Regions from separate parts of the Homo sapiens genome. Here region 1 is linked to region 2. Evidence: read pairs that join two places in POLR2A ChIA-PET (ENCODE). Cell type or tissue: MCF 10A. All regions are shown on one strand. Links, peaks and the distances in the headings refer to the core of each region. The heading gives the core; the rest is flanking DNA. Region 1 has its middle 5.7 kb from the start of RNF44. Region 2 has its middle 4.2 kb from the start of GPRIN1.

The links. ChIA-PET counts read pairs that join two places held together with the same protein. Peaks named below come from ENCODE experiments on the same cell type or tissue, not always from the same donor. Only the 100,000 strongest peaks of a DNase experiment are listed, where the experiment ranks them.
Region 1: POLR2A ChIA-PET joins it to region 2 with 6 read pairs; 8 of 35 experiments call an interaction of 5 or more read pairs at or near these places.

The regions. Positions count from the first base shown.
Region 1 is chr5:176,541,652-176,544,488 of GRCh38, reverse strand. It overlaps a transcript of RNF44 not described here and a transcript of CDHR2 not described here. Among named protein-coding and RNA genes, the nearest start is that of RNF44, 5.7 kb to the right of the region's middle. RefSeq lists silencers at 409-458, 919-1,508 and an enhancer at 1,899-2,505. In MCF 10A, for the core only: a CTCF peak has its summit at 1,322 (motif pointing right); a DNase peak (open chromatin) is centred at 938.
Region 2 is chr5:176,612,907-176,615,785 of GRCh38, reverse strand. No RefSeq gene overlaps it. Among named protein-coding and RNA genes, the nearest start is that of GPRIN1, 4.2 kb to the right of the region's middle. In MCF 10A, for the core only: no CTCF peak of the experiment used is centred there; DNase peaks (open chromatin) are centred at 505 and 1,735.

The sequences.
Region 1 (2,837 bases), core at 1-2,500, 71 kb after region 2:
CAGCCTGGGCGACAAAGTAAGACTCCGTCAAAAAAAGGAAAGAGAGAAAGAAAGAAAGAAAATAAAGGAAAAGAAGAAAGGAAATAGAAGAAAGAAAAAAAGGAAGAAAAAAAGGAAAGAAAGAAAGAAAAGAAAAGAAAAAAGAAAGGAAGGAAGGAAAAGAAAGAAAGAAAGAAATTGGGGACCCATGAGACCAACTTCTCCCCACCCCAGAGCCTCCTTCCAGGGCACTCATTCCCTCTAAAGCTCTCCTTTAGGTGGCTGTTCTGTCAACAAACGGCAGCTTTAAAAACTAAGTAGACCCGGAGGCAGCCGCTCCACCGTCTCATCAGCCCTCCGCAGAGGAGCTAAACCTGGGCTAAGCAGACGACCTGGTTGTGCAGCTTGTGGGAGGCGCGGTCTGCAGGGACTACCACCACCTGCATGCCAGCCAGAGCGCGGCCCGCGGCGGGGTGCAGCCTTCGCTGGCCTAATGCGCCCAGGAGGCGGGGACGGTGGGGCTACCCTCCGGCGCCGGGACCCGCGGCCTGAGCTGGTGCCGGCCATGCCCTGGTCCAGGTTGGCTCTAGCGATGGGGACACAGGGGTTGCGGGGAACGTAATCCCTCCCGATGTCTCGGCCGGCCGCCTCGTTTTGTTGTCACTGGAGTCTCCCATCCTCCTCCTGAAGAAGGTATCATCAATTCCATTCCGCAGACTTGAAAAGTGAGGGTCAGAGAATGGCCCAAAGCGGGGAACCAAGATCTGCTGACCCCAGACAGCTATTAGCTACCTCCGCGCCCACCGGGGCTGGGGGAGGGGACACACTCTCCGGGAAGCGAAGATTCTCTGAACGACCATGGGGTCGTATTGTTTCCCTTTTCACAGGCGAGAAAACGAAGTCACTCCTCCAAGGTCACGGAGGCTGCCAGGCCCCAGGCGCCGCGCCCTTACGCACCCCTGGCCGACTGACGCTGGGCGGGCGCGGCCGAAAGAGGCTCCGCCCCGCACGCGTGGTGCGGTCCAGGCAGCTCCATTCGCGCGGGGCCGGGGCGGGGGTCCTGGAAGCTGCGCAGCCGGTGTGGGCCCCGCGCGCCCGGGTGGTGAGGTCCGCGGACGGTTCCCCTGCACCGGGCCGGAGAGGGGCCGCGGCAGGCGGCGCGCGGGCCGCAGCCGCACCGCGAGCCTGGGCTGCAGCGGGAGCGACGCGCCGGCCGCCGGGTGGGGGTGGAGCCCCGCCGCGGCCCCAGGTAACGCCGGGCCCGGACCCTGCGCCGAGCGCCCCGGGCGCAGGGCCGGCGAGCACGCGGCGGTAGGGGGCGGCCGCGGGCCGGCGGAGGAACGCACGCGGGGTCTTCCCGCCAGGCCTCTGCCGGCGCCCGCACGGCGGGAGCTCGCAGTCCCGGGCCCGGCAGCGGGAGCTGCGCCGCTCTTCTCCCCGTCCGCTAGGTCCAAACGCCCCAACTCGGGGAGCCCCGGGGAACTCCGAGCCCCCGCGTGCCCTGCGCCCCGCGCACGTCCCGACCGCCACCCCCGGCGAGTCCCAGCTGCGGCTGGGACCCAGGCGTCCGGCACCGCGAGCCGGAGACGCGCTGCAGTTCTTTGGCCTCGCCATGTCCGTCCTAAACATTTCCCCGACGCCCCCTGTGCCGGCCGCCGGGGAGCCAGAGCGGCCTAAGCCCTGCCCTGGAGCGGCTGCAGGTCCGGGGAACAGACCGCTGCACTTCAGCGCCGTCCTTACTGCATTCTGGATGTCGGAACGCTGCGGGGTCCGGAGAGAGTCCGTGTCTTGCCCAAGGTCACACAGCTTCCGTTGCCTGAAAGCCACTAAGCTCGAGTCGAGCTGGTGCCGGGGGCTGGGAAGTGAGGGAAGGAGGACGAGTAAGATGGAGGGACAGTGGGGGATTCGGGTAGACTTGTCTTCCTCGATCTTCCAGGGTCCGCACTCCTGCAGCCCTCGGTTTTCATCACTGAACAATGTGACGGTTCCTGCCCCCTTTGCAGAACCTGGGGGTTCCAGCAGTGAGAACTGCGGGTTGGGGAGGAGGAGTCAGAAAGGGGAACGCCCCCACGCCACACCCACACAGCGCACACCTCCAAATGCGGACCCAGACCCGAAAAGTTGGCCGGCACACACACACAGAACCACTGTTGACCCACCGAGAAGGATGCTTTCACCCAGCTTCACACCTGGACAAACAGCCTCACAGACCTTACTGACTTCCCCAAGGTCACAGGCTAACCAGAGGCAGGGCAGGCTGGCCTCAGGGGCTCTGTCTCACCCCTCAGTGTAGTCCTTTCGCCCCAGTGGCCTAGTTATTATCGATCACCCGATTTTACAGACGAGAGATTGAGAAGGAGAGGAGCCATAGAACTCACCCAAGGTCTCAAAACTGGAGCCCGAGTGCTGAGGGCCAGAGCCCCAGACGGGGAGCACCTCTCCAGACGCCCTGCCCTCACCGCCATCTGCACGCACAGCCACTTAAGGGAGCCAGAACTCGGGGCTCAGGGCTGTTGAGGCCAGCCCTGAGTGGAAAGGACTTAGCAGGGCTTTGTCTACTCCCTCCCTGGTGTGTGAGGCTCTGGGCCCTGCTCTGATGCTCTGGTGTCTGGGAGGTGTGAACCCTGAGCTGGCTCTGCCAGGCTGTGCTGTGTCCCTGGCTGGTACCCCAGCCTCTGTGTCCCGCCAGCTCCATCCTGGGAAGGTGACTGGGCCCTGCCTCTTTGGAGGGAGGTTTGAGGGGCCTTGGAAGAAAGAAATGGGGTACTTTCTGACTCCGAGGGAGAGAGGCAGCCAGTTGTCCAGGCTCTGGGGTAGGTGAGAACCCTAGTCGGGCAGGGCCCCAGCAGGAAACATGG
Region 2 (2,879 bases), core at 363-2,862:
TTTCCCTGGCAGAATGAGGGACATGGGTGGGGGCTGCCTGGGTGCACCTGCAGGATATCAGGGAGTGGAGGAGGGCACAGAGGTCTTCTTGTGCCCAATTTCTCCCTCTCAAGTGCTCCATCCCTTATTGTCTACCACCAACTCATTGTCCCCTGCCCTAAGATCCAACTTTGCTTTCCAAATAGGCTCTCTGGGATAACTTGAGCCCAGGAGTTCAAAATCAGCCTGGGCAACATAGCAAGACCCTGTCTACAAAAAATACTAAAAATTAGCTGTGTGCAGTTGCTCACACCTGTAGTCCCAGCTACTTGGGAAACTGAGGTGGGAGGATTGCTTGGGCTCAGGTATTGGAGGCTGCAGTGAGCTGTGATCATGACACTGCACTCCATCCTAGGCAAAGCAAGACCCTGTCTCAAAAAAGAAAAAGGAAAAAAAAAAAGGCTCTCGGGCAGAATGGGAGAGAGGGCTGCCAAGGAGCAGCTGGGCCATGATTCAGCCTGAGTCACCCATCCGAATCCTGGGGCCTCCCTCATCCAGGCCGGGCCGCAGCTGCTGGGGGTGAGGGGGGTGCAGCGAGGGGGGAGGGGGCCTGTGTGAGCAGCAGGCTGTGTGCCTGTGTGCCCAGGCTGGGGCTCTCATGACCATCAGTGCAGCACTGTGAGGGCCCGGGGATAGTGCATGTGAGGAGATCAGGGTGGGAAAGGTGACCCGATGTGCATCAGTTATCTGGGCTGACTGAGGAGGTAGAGTTTCCTCATGTGTGTGCATATGTGTATGTATGTAGCATGTGCACATGTATGAGGGCGTTGTGTGGGTGTCTGAGTAGGGCTAGAGTTTGACTCCCAACTTTATTACTTTCTAGTTGTGCAACCCTGGCAAGTTACTTAATGTCTCTGAACTTTTTAGTTTCCTCACCTATGAAATGGGAATAATTGTATTGTCTCAGATGGTTTTCTTTAGGATTAAATAGAATGAGGTGATGACTGTAAAACACTAATGTACAGTAAGTGGTATACTACCATCGTTATCATCATCTGGGGGGTGCTGGGTTATACACGGCACACAGGAGGATGGGTGTGGATCCGAGTATTCAGAGGGTGCAGGTGTGTGGGGTCTGGGTAAGTATTTTTTATTTTTATTTTTAAATAAAAAAATATAAAAAATTCTTCAATCTTCATAGCCAACTACAACTACAGGTAAGTATTTCTTGAAGGAGTGTGTGTTTGTATGTGGTGTGTGCATCCCTGAAGCAAACACAAGAACTTTACAGAAAGTTGGGTTTATATGGCACTGCCTGCCCTCCCCCCTCCCCCCCCCACACACAGAGCACACACCTTCTCTAGTGGCTTCAATTTGCTGAAATATGGCCTAGACCAGGGCCAGTATCCAGGCAACGAGTTCAGGAACTGTGGATGCTGTTGTCTTGGGAGTCTCAGACCTCAAAAGTTTTAGCCTCAAACAAAGCTAGAATGGGAGTAGCTGCCTGGGTGTGAGAAGGGGATTGTGCTTTATGGAGGAGATATGAACATGATATGAATGTGAACGAGAGGGGAAAGAGGGCAAGATACATATTTTGTGTGTGTGTGTGTGTGTGTGTGTGTGTGCGCGCGCGCAGGGGTGGCTTTGGGGGGTGGCTGCTGTCTCTGCTCTGGTACAGTCTGCTTGTCTCCATGGTGCCTGTTGCCACACACGCTTGCTTTTCAGAAAGTCACTGGGATTGTTTATTCCACCCCCGGCCTGGGCGCCAGCCAAGGAGCTGCAGGCACTTGTTTATCTTCTGGTGCGTACGAGTGTGTATGGCTCCCCAGTGGCAGAGCAACCCGAGATACATACACACACTCACACGGGTGTGGGTGACCATGTCATTTGTCACAGGGTGAGCCTGAACCCTAGGATGAGTCACAACCTGGGACCAGATGGATTCTCTCCACACGGGGACAAAGATGACCCCCAGCAATTCCAGGTGTATGCAACACCGATTCAGCAAGGCCCAAAATTCCAGGAGAGTATGAGAAGCAGGTGGCTTTGGTTCCGTGCTCCATCCCTGACTCCCCCTCCCCCCAGAACAAATCAGTGACCTGGGTCACTGCCCACCCTAGAGCTGGCACTGGGATCCATCCCATCCCACCACATGGGCTGGGGTGGGGAGGTGGTCTCCCAAGGAAGATGGAGGTGCCGTGGTCAGAAAAGGGTGTGCGGTGCTGGGCTTGCCATAACACTGCTGTCCACAGCAAAAGCACTTGGTGTATTTTTCCTCCCTACATCTTCCTTAGAGCTCTGAGAGCTAAGCATTGTATAGGATGATATCGAGGCTAAGAGAGACCTCAACCAAGGCCATACAGCTAGTAACTGGCAAAGCCAGGACTGAACCCACATCAACTGCCTCCGTACCTGTTTTGAGCTCCTCCTCTGCGTTAGCAAGTGCTTTGTTTTGTTGTCTGGAAATTTTCATTTTAAAAATGTTTTTATCAACAAGTCCCTATGGAACAAGAGTGGTTGCAGAGCATGGCAGAGGACCCAGATTTTAAAGAGGCTCCAGTGTCCACATAGCAGGCACTGCCAGAACTCTGACCACATCCCTTTGGGTGCCCTTATCATTTTTGTGCCTACCGGCAGGACTCCCAGCAGTACCTGCATCTTTGTCAGAGAGATGCTCTCAGGCTGCTGGGACCCACTTTGCCCACATTCATTGTGGGCCAGGAATGCCTGGGAATTAACATACAGCCCATGCAACACATTCCAGGGATGGCCCTTAACCAACATCTGCTGGTGTTGGGATATAAATACCCCACCTCCCTTGCCCTCAGCCAGGAGAATTCCAAAATGTGTATTTACCCCATTTTCCAAGAGTTCCCTGCAGGATTAAGCTTCACTCACTG